Regions from separate parts of the Homo sapiens genome. Here regions 1 and 3 are each linked to region 2. The links are chromatin contacts, found by Hi-C or POLR2A ChIA-PET in ENCODE. All regions are on one chromosome and are shown on one strand. Each heading gives the region's core, a stretch centred on a gene start or an enhancer-like site at or near the end of the contact. The rest is flanking DNA. Distances are from core to core; before and after follow the strand shown. Region 1 holds the start of SRM (spermidine synthase). Region 2 overlaps CIROZ (ciliated left-right organizer protein containing ZP-N domains). Region 3 has its middle 64 kb from the start of CASZ1.

The links. Hi-C counts contacts between places; a loop is a spot of excess contacts on that map. ChIA-PET counts read pairs that join two places held with the same protein, here RNA polymerase II (POLR2A). Pooled maps may share reads with other maps.
Region 1: a loop to region 2 is called in a pooled map, with 2.7 times the contacts of the local background. The contact joins the promoter of SRM here to the enhancer-like site in region 2. A Hi-C loop is called at or near these places in 3 of 37 single-sample maps with no recorded cell type and 4 of 50 pooled maps. POLR2A ChIA-PET finds 5 or more read pairs at or near these places in 4 of 52 experiments (GM10248, PC-3, T-cell and 1 more).
Region 3: a map of HepG2 shows a loop between it and region 2 (2.7-fold over the local background). The contact joins two enhancer-like sites. A Hi-C loop is called at or near these places in 1 of 168 maps with a recorded cell type or tissue (HepG2) and 5 of 50 pooled maps. POLR2A ChIA-PET finds 5 or more read pairs at or near these places in 1 of 52 experiments (A673).

The regions. Positions count from the first base shown.
Region 1 is chr1:11,058,183-11,061,893 of GRCh38, forward strand. It overlaps SRM (spermidine synthase), which reads right to left and starts at 1,836. Exons shown (of 8, transcript NM_003132.3): 1 at 1,595-1,836; 2 at 1,043-1,163; 3 at 618-710. The coding sequence starts at 1,761. RefSeq lists silencers at 1,356-1,545, 1,756-2,285.
Region 2 is chr1:10,958,555-10,962,228 of GRCh38, forward strand. CIROZ (ciliated left-right organizer protein containing ZP-N domains) reads right to left here. Exons shown (of 13, transcript NM_001170754.2): 6 at 160-198. Among named protein-coding and RNA genes, the nearest start is that of CIROZ, 22 kb to the right of the region's middle. RefSeq lists enhancers at 1-676, 1,446-2,215 and a silencer at 2,518-2,812. Within about 2 kb of position 1,882, at least 2 of the 41 ENCODE cell types and tissues checked have a DNase peak (open chromatin) inside an H3K27ac peak, as active enhancers do.
Region 3 is chr1:10,859,227-10,862,493 of GRCh38, forward strand. No RefSeq gene overlaps it. Among named protein-coding and RNA genes, the nearest start is that of CASZ1, 64 kb to the left of the region's middle. RefSeq lists enhancers at 1,324-1,824, 2,204-2,705. Within about 2 kb of position 1,708, at least 5 of the 41 ENCODE cell types and tissues checked have a DNase peak (open chromatin) inside an H3K27ac peak, as active enhancers do.

The sequences.
Region 1 (3,711 bases), core at 586-3,085, 100 kb after region 2:
TTTTAGTGAGCAGCTACTGAGTGTAAGGGGTAACGTACAAATAGTTGAGCTGTCTTGGGGCCCTGCCTGGGGCTCAGATTAAAAATCAGCTTAGTCGGCTGGGCGTGGTGGCTCACGCCTGTAATCCCAGTACTTTGGGAGGACGAGGCTGGCGGATCACCTGTGGTCGCCAGGTCCGAGACCAGCCTGACCAACATGGAGAAACCCTGTCTCTACTAAAAATACAAAATTAGCCGGGCATGGTAGCGCATGTCTGTAATCCCAGCTACTCCGGAGGCTGAGGCAGAAGAACTACTTGAGCCCAGGAGGTGGAGGTTGCAGTGAGCCGAGATCGCACCATCACACTCCAGCCTGGGCAACAAGAGCGAAACTCTGTCTCAAAAAAAAAAAAAAAAAAAAAATCAGCTCAGTTTTAGTAAGAGCTCGCCACGCAGGTGCCCTCACCACCTGCCAGGCCCTCTGCCATCTGGTTTTCCTACTGAACCCTCCCCGACCAGGTGTTTTCCAGATGGAGAAACAGGCCCTACCTGCCTTGCTCGGGGGTGTGCAGCCATTTCAGGGCACAGCTGGCCGCTGGGAGAACCAGGACTCAAACCTGGCTCTACGCCGGCACTCACCTCGTCGATCTCACACTGGACCACGGACTCCACGGAGGGGTGCTTCACCACCTCCCGCAGGACACCTCCATCTCCGCCCCCGATGATCAGCACCTGGGAGGAGGGGGCAGTCAAGGCAGGGGCCCTGGCAGGACTGGGAGCCCCCAGGCCCCTGAAGCAGACCCCCTGACCCCTCGGACCCACGGGCCTCATCTTTTTCTACCCTCGGAAACGCTTTCGTGCCGGTGTCCCCTTTCCTGGAAGTTCCTTCCAGGGCTGCCCTAGGATTCCGAGGCCGCGTCAGTGTCGGCCCCCACCCCTCCGCGGGACGCCCCTGGCCTCGCTAGCACTTTCTCTGACAACCATGCAGGCAGCATCTGGGAAGAGCCCGGAGCACACCTGGGGCCGCCCCTCGTCCGGCACTGTTCCAGGGGACACTGGGGTACCTTTCGCGGGTTGGGGTGGCTGCAGAGAGGCAGGTTGGCGATCATCTCCTGGTAGGAGAACTCGTCTCTCTCCGTGCACTGGATGACACCGTCCAACACCAGCACGTTGCCATAGGTCTTACTGCGGGCGGAGTGACAGTCGGGGACCTGGGTTCTCTGGGGTGGGGAAAACGTACCCCAAGCCGCCCTGGGTGAGGAGGGTCTCCCCATCCCGCCTAGGGGTCCCAGGGATGAGGAGCGATGGTGACACGTGGCGAGGAACGGCAGGCGGGCCGCCGGGTGGAGGCCGGGGTGGGACCCGGGGTCTCCTCGGGCTCTGACGTGTCCTGAGGGCTGACACGTGGAGCGGGGCGCAGACTCCGACTCCCCCACCCAAGAGGCCAGCCCGCAGTCCCAGCCCCAGCCCAGGGAGGCGGTGTGAGGGGTGGCGAGGGGGCCAGGGCAGGACGAGGTCCAGCCCGCTTGGGTCCCGGCGTGGAGAGGCCCGTGAGGCGGGCAGCAGGCGGCCCGGGCTGAGCCTAGGGGGCAGGCGCCTGCGGGCAGCGGCGGTACCTGCGGAAGACGAGGATGTCCTGGTAGCGCGAGCGCCGGTGGTGGAGCAGCTGCTCCACCTGCAGTGACAGGGCCTGGCCGGGCCACAGGCTGCAGGTCTCGCGGAACCAGCCCTCGCGGATGGCGGCGGGGCCGGAGGCGGCGGGGCCGTCGGGGCCGGGCTCCATGGCGGGCGGGCGGGCGGCGCGGGGCGCGGGCCCGGGACTGCAGGCCGCGCGGCGCCGCAGCACAACGGGACCAGCTCCGCCCGCCGCCCGCGCCGCAACCTAACCCGGGCGCGGGGCGGGGCCTGCCGGCGGGGGCGGAGCCCGCGCTCGCCAATGGCAAAGCGGCCTCGCCTGGCGCTCATTGGCCACCGGCTCGCAGAGCGGCGCAGAGTGGCTGTGGCGCGCCGTCCGTCGGCGGCAGCAGGGTAGTGCGGCCCGCTCCAGGGGCCACGTGGGGCCCGGCCGGGGCCGGGCGGCCGGGTCGGGTTCCGGGGCGGGCTGGGCCGGCGGAAGGGGTCCGGGTCCTTCCTCCGCCCCAAGCAGCCGGGGCGGTGCACCACCGGCCCCCGCTTCCTTCTCGGGGTTGGGAGGCACCGAGGGCCTCGAGGGGCTGCGGGACTCGGGCTTGGTGTGGAGGGCAAGAGCGCTGCGACGTGCGGACTGGAGAGTCAGCCTTTGGGCTGGAGACACGGGAGCGGGTGGCTACAGTGGTTTACGTTGTTGCACGGGGCGAGTAGAACGTATCCTTCTTTGCGTCCAAAATCTGGTTCCTTGTTGGATTTGAACAGATTATGTGGCTCGTCGGGGCGAACCGAGGGTTTTTATTTACTTGGAAAGAATCATCACAGCCCGCGAATTCACAAGCTGGATTTAGCCATTTTCCCTTAGATTCTGCGCCATGAGCCTATAGGCTGTTGAATACGAGAGAAGTGCTTTTCTAAACGAGTTTCTAAATTTACCAGCAGTGTCCAGGAAGAGGCCCAGAACATACATATTCAGCACCAGAAAAGACTGGCACGCAATTTTTCTTGACAAACTGGGTCTTGCTCTTTGAAGGGTGGGTGGGAATGTGCTGTTTTTATGAGAATGTCAAAGAACTTCTCAGAATCACATTAAGCATGCTAATTACCAAATATTAAATGCTAATTGTTCCACACGCAGTTCGAATGCCAAGGAAGGAAGATGAAACTAGTATAAGCTACTCTTGACATTATGTCAGGGATGGTTTTGACACGTTTTGCAGCCTCCACCTGGAGGTGGGGAACGTTTCCTGTGTCGTCCCCAGAGCAGAGTAACAGCGTTGTTTATGGGTGAGAGCAAGCCTCAAGCCTAGGCAACAATGTGCCTTGCTTGCTTTTAAGCTCCTTCTAAAGGGGAGGTAAACCAAGACCGCTAAAGAATTGCTAGGTGCCTGGGCGTGATGGTTCACCCCGGTAATCCCAGCACTGTGGGAGGCGGAGGCGGAGGCGGGCGGATCACGAGGTCAAGAGATCAAGACGATCCTGGCCAACATGGTGAAACCCCGTCTGTACTAAAAATACAAAAATTAGCTGGGCATGGTAGTGCGCGCCTGCAGTCCCAGCTACTCGGGAGGCTGAGGCAGGAGAATCGCTTGAACCCGGGAGTTGGAGGTTGCAGTGAGCTGAGATTGCGCCACTGCACTCTAGCCTGGGCAACGATAGTGAAACTCCGTCTCAAAAAAAAAAAAAAAAAATTGCTAGGCAGCTGGGCACAGGGGCTCAGGCTGATAATACTAGAATTTTGGGAGGCCGAGGCAGGAGGACCGCTTGAGCCCAGGAGTTCGAGACCAGCCTGGGCAACATAGCAAGACTGTCTCTAAAAAATAAAAAACATTGCTAGGCAACAGCTTCCATGGACTTGTTCCAGGAACGAAGATTATTCTTGAAATGTCCACGTAGTGGATAAGACAGAGTCAATCAGTGTGTCCAGTGCTACAGGCTTGATTGGGTTCAATCCTGTACTTGGGTCAAGGTGTTTGCCTACATTGCCTGTACTTCCTCCAAGACATTTCTGCCTCTGGGTTGTAACTGCCCGTGTACTTGTCTGTGTTCCCTAAGCCAGATCATAAGCTCTGAAGCTGAGGATGGTGGCTGTAGATGGCAGTACTTG
Region 2 (3,674 bases), core at 632-3,131:
CAGCCGGCAAGACCTGGTCCTTGAAGAGTCTGTACCATCCACGACACTCTCCGGAGGACAAGCAAACTCAAAAGCTGCCTCAGAGCATCCTGAGCACCCACCAGTCCTAGCAGAAACTTCCAGAGAGTTGCTCCTGCTACTTCAATGGGGCCCGCTTACCTGTCTATTGTCCCTCCACAGGGGCAGGGGCCGGGAGACCTGCAGAGACAAAGAGGAAGCAATGTCTCCTGCAAGCGGTGAGCAAAGGTGAGCAAACATCCCTGCCTGTGCCCATCAGCACCGGCAATTACCCCAGCAGGAGGCCGGTGAGAGAGCTGTGCCGCAGGGTTGTTTGCTCATTAAGACAAGAAAATCATTTATGTTCTGGGACTCGAGTGTCAACAGACGCAGGGAAATGTCACTGCCTCAGCTGCCATCCTAGGCCCGGCCAAGGGGGCAGCTGGGGTCCTGGGCGCAGCTGGTGAGGCCAAGAGCGGGTGTGCATGGGACCAACCCTGCTCACGGCCCACTTCCATTGGGGCTGTTTCCTAGGCCTCTTGTCTGTTTTTCTCCCTAAGTCCCAATTTCTTTCTCGCCCTTTTTCTTTCCACTTTGGATCCAACTAGCAGAAGTAGAGAGTGAGGGCTTCTACGGTCCCAGAGAGTACACATGTGCCCCCCAATGGCACCATTCTTAGGGGCACCAACCATCCCGGTTCCCCAGCAGTGGGGAGGTTCCCCTGATGTGGGATTTTCAGTGCTAAAACTGAGACAGGCCCAGGCAAACCGAGACAGTGGTTTCTCGTACCGCGCCTGAGTCTCACAGCCATCCCGTAGGGTGGCACCATTCTCCCGTTTCACAGACCAGGGCCCAAGGTGATGGCGTGGGCAAGGCACCTTCCCCAAAACCCCTCTGCAGCCAGTGCCACCCCACCCAGGTGCTCTCTCAAGTCTCTCTACTTTCTCCAAATGCCCCTTTGCCTTTGCGTCAGACTTGGCCAGGGAGGTTGTGGCACCGGACAGAGTCACAGACCAGCAGAGGGTCCCTCGGAGACCATCAGACCCCCTCTCCTACCCAATACAGAATGAGGAGACTGGAGCCAGAGTGGACTGACTCATCTTGACAGCTCCCCAACTCAAGGCTACCCACCTCTTCTCCCCAGGGGCAAAGAAGGGCTTCCAGAAGCAGAAAGGAGTGGGTGGGGCCAGGAAAAGGCCCGCCACCACCATGCAGCCTCCCCAGTTGCCCAGCTCGGCTGTTCCTTGGCCCCAGAGAGCCCATGTTGGCAGCAGGCTCGGGCTGCCCACAGGGAGCCCCTCGGGTCAGCCCTGTGATGGCCTTGCTTTTAGGGGGTGCTGCCTTCCCTTGGGGAGCAAAGTGGAAGAAATGGAGGAGATGTCCACAAGGTCTGGCAGAATGAGGAGGATGCGGCAATTCCTCAACAACACCACCAAAGCTGCACCATGGTGCCCCAGCCCATCTCCCCTGCTGAACCAGGAAGAAGACAGAGAGGCCCCCAGAGGCCAGGCTGTAAGAAGGAGGGAAGCAATTCTGCTAAAAGAAGGAAGGGAAGGCCAGGTGCAGTGGCTCATGCCTGGAATCTCAGCACTTTGGGAGGCTGAGGCGGGTGGATCACCTGAGCTCAGGAGTTCCAGACCAGCCTGGGCAACATGGTGAAACCCCATCTTTACCGAAAATACAAAAAATAAAAAATAAAAAAATTAGCCAGGAGTGGTGGCAGGCGCCTGTAGTCCCAGCTACTCAGGAGGCTGAGGCACGAGGTTCGCTTCAACCTGGGAGGCGGAAGTTGCAGTGAACTGAGATTGTCCCACTCACTCCAGCCTGGGCGACTCTGGCCAGAGTGAGACTCTGTCTCCAAGAAAAAAAAAGAAAGGAAGGGAAGACGTGACAAGTACGCAGCCAAAACGCACCGTGCCCTTTAAGTCGCCAGGAGGAGGCTATATTTAGGGCCCGTGGACATTCCGCAGGAGCTCGGGCAGCCTTCACTGGGAGCAATCGCTAATCACTGCATTGAGTTTACGGGTGCCCCTGGGCACACTTAACCCAGGGCAATGAATAGTTATTGCGCGGCCTCCCGCTCGGGGCCTGTGGGCACACTTAAGCGAGCTCGCAGATCGCTGCGAGCAGGGCACGGCTCGGGTACACCCTTGGGCACCCTGCGCCATCAGCGGGGAGAGGCAGAGTATTAAATATCTATGTGCCCTGTGCCCACAGCTGCATTTAGCCAAGGGCAAGGCCGGTGAAACGGCTTTAATTAAAACTTAATGCAAGTTCAAGGTGCAGCCACGGAAGTGGCGGCTGCAGAAGTCACCAGGAATGAATCAGTCAATTCGATGAGGTTCTCAGATGGGGGAAGGGGCTGGAGGGGAGGCGGGGGCAGCAGAGACCTGCCTCTGCTCCTTGTGTGCTGCCTACCTCTGTGCGACTCTGTTTACGGATGCAGAGCCCCCCCCACCCACCTGCTCCCACACCTCGGTCAGTGAAGGATGCCAGGGACTGGGGCATTGGGGCATCTGGGCTTCAAGGGCAGGACGATGGAGACCAAGCGGCGCCCGAGTGAGGAGTCGTTTCTGCTTTTCTCAGCAATTCGGCCCAGGCCCACTGTCGTGTGAGGACAGCAACACCGTCCCCCTAGCGGCGGCTTCCAGAATCACAGGCTCAGTGCAAAGGGAGCAGTAACCAGCCCCGGGATGTCAAACAGGTGCCCTGGCAGCCCTGCTTGGGGATCCCGGGGCGGGGCCGGCCCCGCAATTCTTAGGTGCACCAACACTGGCTTTGGCGTGGCCACTCTGAGCCCTTAATAAAGGTAGGTGGGCAGAGGAAGCCCCTCCCGCTCAGCCCCTGCTCCTTCAGGTTAAGAAGCAAAGGAACTTTAGAGAGTCCAACATGGCAGTGAGCCGGGCTCAGAGCGGAGATGAGCCCAGGTCTTCTGAGCTGGGCTGGTGCAGGGGCCCTTCCCACCACAGCACACTCATTTTTGAAGCTCAGATCAGATGAGAAGAAAGCGATAAGCTCTTCCTGGGGCAAGTCATGCCTTGGTCGTATCTGTTCCCTCAGCAGCAGCACAGGGCTGGGCATACAATAGATGCTCAATAAATGCTTGTTGGGGCCAGGCGCGGCAGCTCACGCCTGTAATCCTAGCATTTTGGGAGGCCAAGGCAGGTGGATCGGTTGAGGTCAGGAGTTCGAGACTAGCCTGGCCAACATGGTGAAACCCCATCTCTACTAAAAACGCAAAAAATATTTTAAAAATCAACTGGCTTTAATTAAACTGGTGGTGGCGCATGCCTGTGATCCCATGAGAATCGCTTGAACCCAGGAGGCAGAGGTTACAGTGAGCCGAGATCACACCGCTGTACGCCAGCCTAGGCAACAGAGCGAGACTCTGTCTCAAAATAAATAAATGAACAAATGCTTGTTGGATAAATGGTGTTTGTCATCAGCAGCCTTTTCACTCCAACCTCCTCCTCTCAGTTCTGCCTTCCTCTCCTTTCTCTTCCTCCTTCCTTCCTCCTCCTCCTCACAGACAGAAGATGCCCACCCAAATCCCTCAGGCCAAATCCAGCACTTTGTTTGAGCCGCACAGTGCCTACAAAATTAAAGTGACTTGACCGGGCGTGGTGGCTCACACCTGTAATCCCAGCACTTTGGGAGGCCGAGGCAGGCGGATCACT
Region 3 (3,267 bases), core at 458-2,957, 100 kb before region 2:
AAACCCCATCTCCACTAAAAATACAAAAGCTAACTGGGAGTGGTGTCGGGCGCCTGTAATCCCAGCTACTTGGGAGGCTGAGGCAGGAGAACTGCTTGAACCCGTGAGGTGGAGGTTGCAGTGGGCCAAGATCGTACCATTGCACTCCAGCCTGGGTGACAGAGCAAGACTTTGTCTCAAAAAAAAAAAAAAAAAAGAAAAAAGACTTTTGGCCAGGCACAGTGGCTCATGCCTGTGATCCCAGCACTTTGAGAGACTGAGGTGGGTGAATCGCTTGAGTCCAGGAGTTCGAGACTAGCATGGGCAACATGGTGAAACCCTGTCTCTACAAAAATTTCAAAAAAAAAAAAAAAGACATGATGGTGCTCCTCTGTGCTCTTAGCTACTTGGAGGCTGAGGTGGGACGATTGCTTGAGCCCAGGACGGGGAGGTTGCAGTGAGTGGAGATCACGCCACTGCACTCCAGCCCGGGCAACAGAGCAAGACCTTGTCAAAAAAAAAACAAAAACTTTTAAAGATGAGGAAACTGAGGCTCAGAGAGGTTCAGTAGCTTGTTTGATGCTACACAGGTTGTAGGAGGCAGGACCAGGATTTGAGTGCCCAGTGCAACATCCATGTGCCCCAGTTCTCCTTCTCTTTGAGAGCCATCTCTGGTCCCAGAAAAGAGGGGAGCAGCCTGCACTCTGGGGTGGGACAGGAGGAGTTGGAGGAAGAAAGGGGTTTTTCAGGCCCTTTCCAGGGCATCTGTCTCCAGTAAAGCCCCCTAGACTGGGACTCCCAGCCTCTCTCATCTTCTCTACTACGGACTGCGGAGCACACAAGCCCTCAATGCCCCCATCTGGCTTGCAACACCAGTCCCCCAAACCCAGCCCACACTCCCCCACCCTCAGGTACTCTAGGTACTGAGATAGGCCCCATCCCAGGCCCCCTGTTGCCATTGTCTTCTCCAGACAACCATTAGCATATGTGCAATGCAATTACCCTTCAGCTCTCCTGGCCCGGGGCTGACACGGAGGTCCCCATCCCCAGTGATTTGGGGGGAAGGGGGGTTATTACAACTCACAAAACCTTAAATTAAGAATGAATAAGAGAAACGTTGCATGCCACTTCTGAAAGGCTGCCAGCCCAGGCTGGGGTGGGTGACGGGTGTATTATACTCTGCGCCGACGGAGGAGCTGATGGATGTGCCCGTAGTGGGGAGGACGGAATAGCAGCTGATACCTGTCCGCTCCAGGCCCAGCGCTTTTCCAAAGCGGCTGGGTGTGGAGAGTTCATCCCCAGCTATCCCCTTACGGCTGCAGGGTTTGCAAAAGGCAGAAGTAGGTCTTGAGCTAGACTTGGGTGGGGAAGGGTAGGTGTGATCAGAGAGCCTCCCTGGAATAGTCAAAACAGAGCTTGCAGGTTGCAGAGGAGTAAACCCTTCAACCCCCAGGTACAGAGCAAGGGGGCAGAGGTCCAGGTCGAGAGACCAGTGTGTGCCGAGGTCCTGGAGTGGAGGGTCACGGCGCACGGCAGGTAAAGAGCTGGAAAGGCATGGAAGCTGACCCTGGAGGTGGAGAGGCGGGAGGAGGGTGTGACTCTGGGGAACTGGGCAGGAGTCACTCTCTGGCGAGCCTTCTTGTCCAGCGTCCGGATTCAGGATTTGGTCCTAGGAATGCCAAGAGGAGGAGTGTGCAATGTGACTGTGCTGTGTTTAAACAAGGTCCTCTGGCCACGGTGCAGGGAACAGACTGGAGTTGGCAGAGACTCTGTGGACACTCCAGGAGGCCCATGCGGTGGGCTGGGAGAGACAGTGGCAGCCTGGGTAAAGGAGATGGGGGTGAAGGAGAAAAGCAGGCAGACCAGAGAGGGTCAGTTACGGGAAGACTGATCAGTCGTGGTGATGGTGGCGGGGGAGAAGAGGTGGCGGCAGGGATGAAAGCCGGATTTGGGTCATGTGCAGCTTGGGAGATGGTGGAGCCACTTATCTAGATAAGGAAATGGAATGGGGGCACAGATTTGAGGTGCAGGAAGAGAAAAGGTTTAGGTGTGGATATGAATGTCATCACCTTCCTAAGCTATGGTTTCCTCTGTCCGTAAAGTCCGATGCCACACGTGGCTCACACAGAGCTGCGGAGCAGGCCTCTGACACTCAGTTCTGCTGTTCCCCAGTGTGAGTGTGAGTGTGCGTCCACGGGCTTCTCCTTCGACCACCATGAGTGTCAGTTTCCTCAGGGGGCAGGGCCAGTGTGAGGCTCAGAGGAGAACCAACAAGGGAAGCACGTTACAGCACGAAAACATTAGGCAAGTAAGTGCCTATGTGCACCTTCCCTGCTCACTCTGCGACCCTAAGCAAGACCCTTATCCTCTCTGGGCCTCAGTTTCCCCAGCTTGAGTCTGGAGTCACAGGCTGTCTCAAGAGGGGCCTTCTAGCTTTAATGCCCTCTGTCAGGGACAAGACCTCAGGACTCAGGCCCACGGCCAGCCCCCAGGAAAGGGGCATCCCAGCCCAGGCCTGGGGGCTCTCGGGAAGGTGTAGCCTGTCCACTGCTGCTTGGCTGAGCTGGAAGGTGCCACCCATCAGCTTGCCAGCGAGAACCTGGCTTCCTCCTCCATCAGAGCTTAGGGTTGAAGGTGGGTGTTCTGATGCCTTTCTCCTCCAAGTCCCACCCCCTGGTCTGTATCTCAGGCTATGCCCTGTGCCTCCCACAGCTCTGGGGAATCAGAGCAGGTCAGGCCAGTGTCCCCTGGCCCTGGGATCTGGTGCGGTCCTGGGCCCCTCCCACCTTGCACACATCTCTCAGGCCTGCCAGTCGGCAAGGAGCTGGGAGAAGCGGCGGCTTTGAGGTCAATGGGGATGAGGTCACAGGCAGGGGAAAGATGGGGCTGACAGCCCACCACACCCACAGGGGCAGGGTGTCAAGATGGGTCCCTCCAAAGCCCTGTGACCCTGGGATTCAGGGGAGTCGGGGGAAGGGAGGAGAGAGCAGCTCCCTTCCCCCAGCCAGGAGCCCTGTGCTGCTGCTCATATATCTGTCCCTGGATAATGTATATCCAGCTTATGGAAAATATTCATAATGCTCCTTACACCAAACTGGCCCCCTTCCATAGTGCGTGATCTAAAATTAAATCCATTTCAAATATACAGTAGATCGAGTCAAGCTAATATAAATGAAACATGATTAATAGGCAGAACACTGTCCTCCTTAGCAGGGCTGAGGAGGCAGAGCTGGGGCCACTCTAGCTCTCCCTCCCCACAGCCCCCAGCCCCCCAAGGCCTCCAAGCCC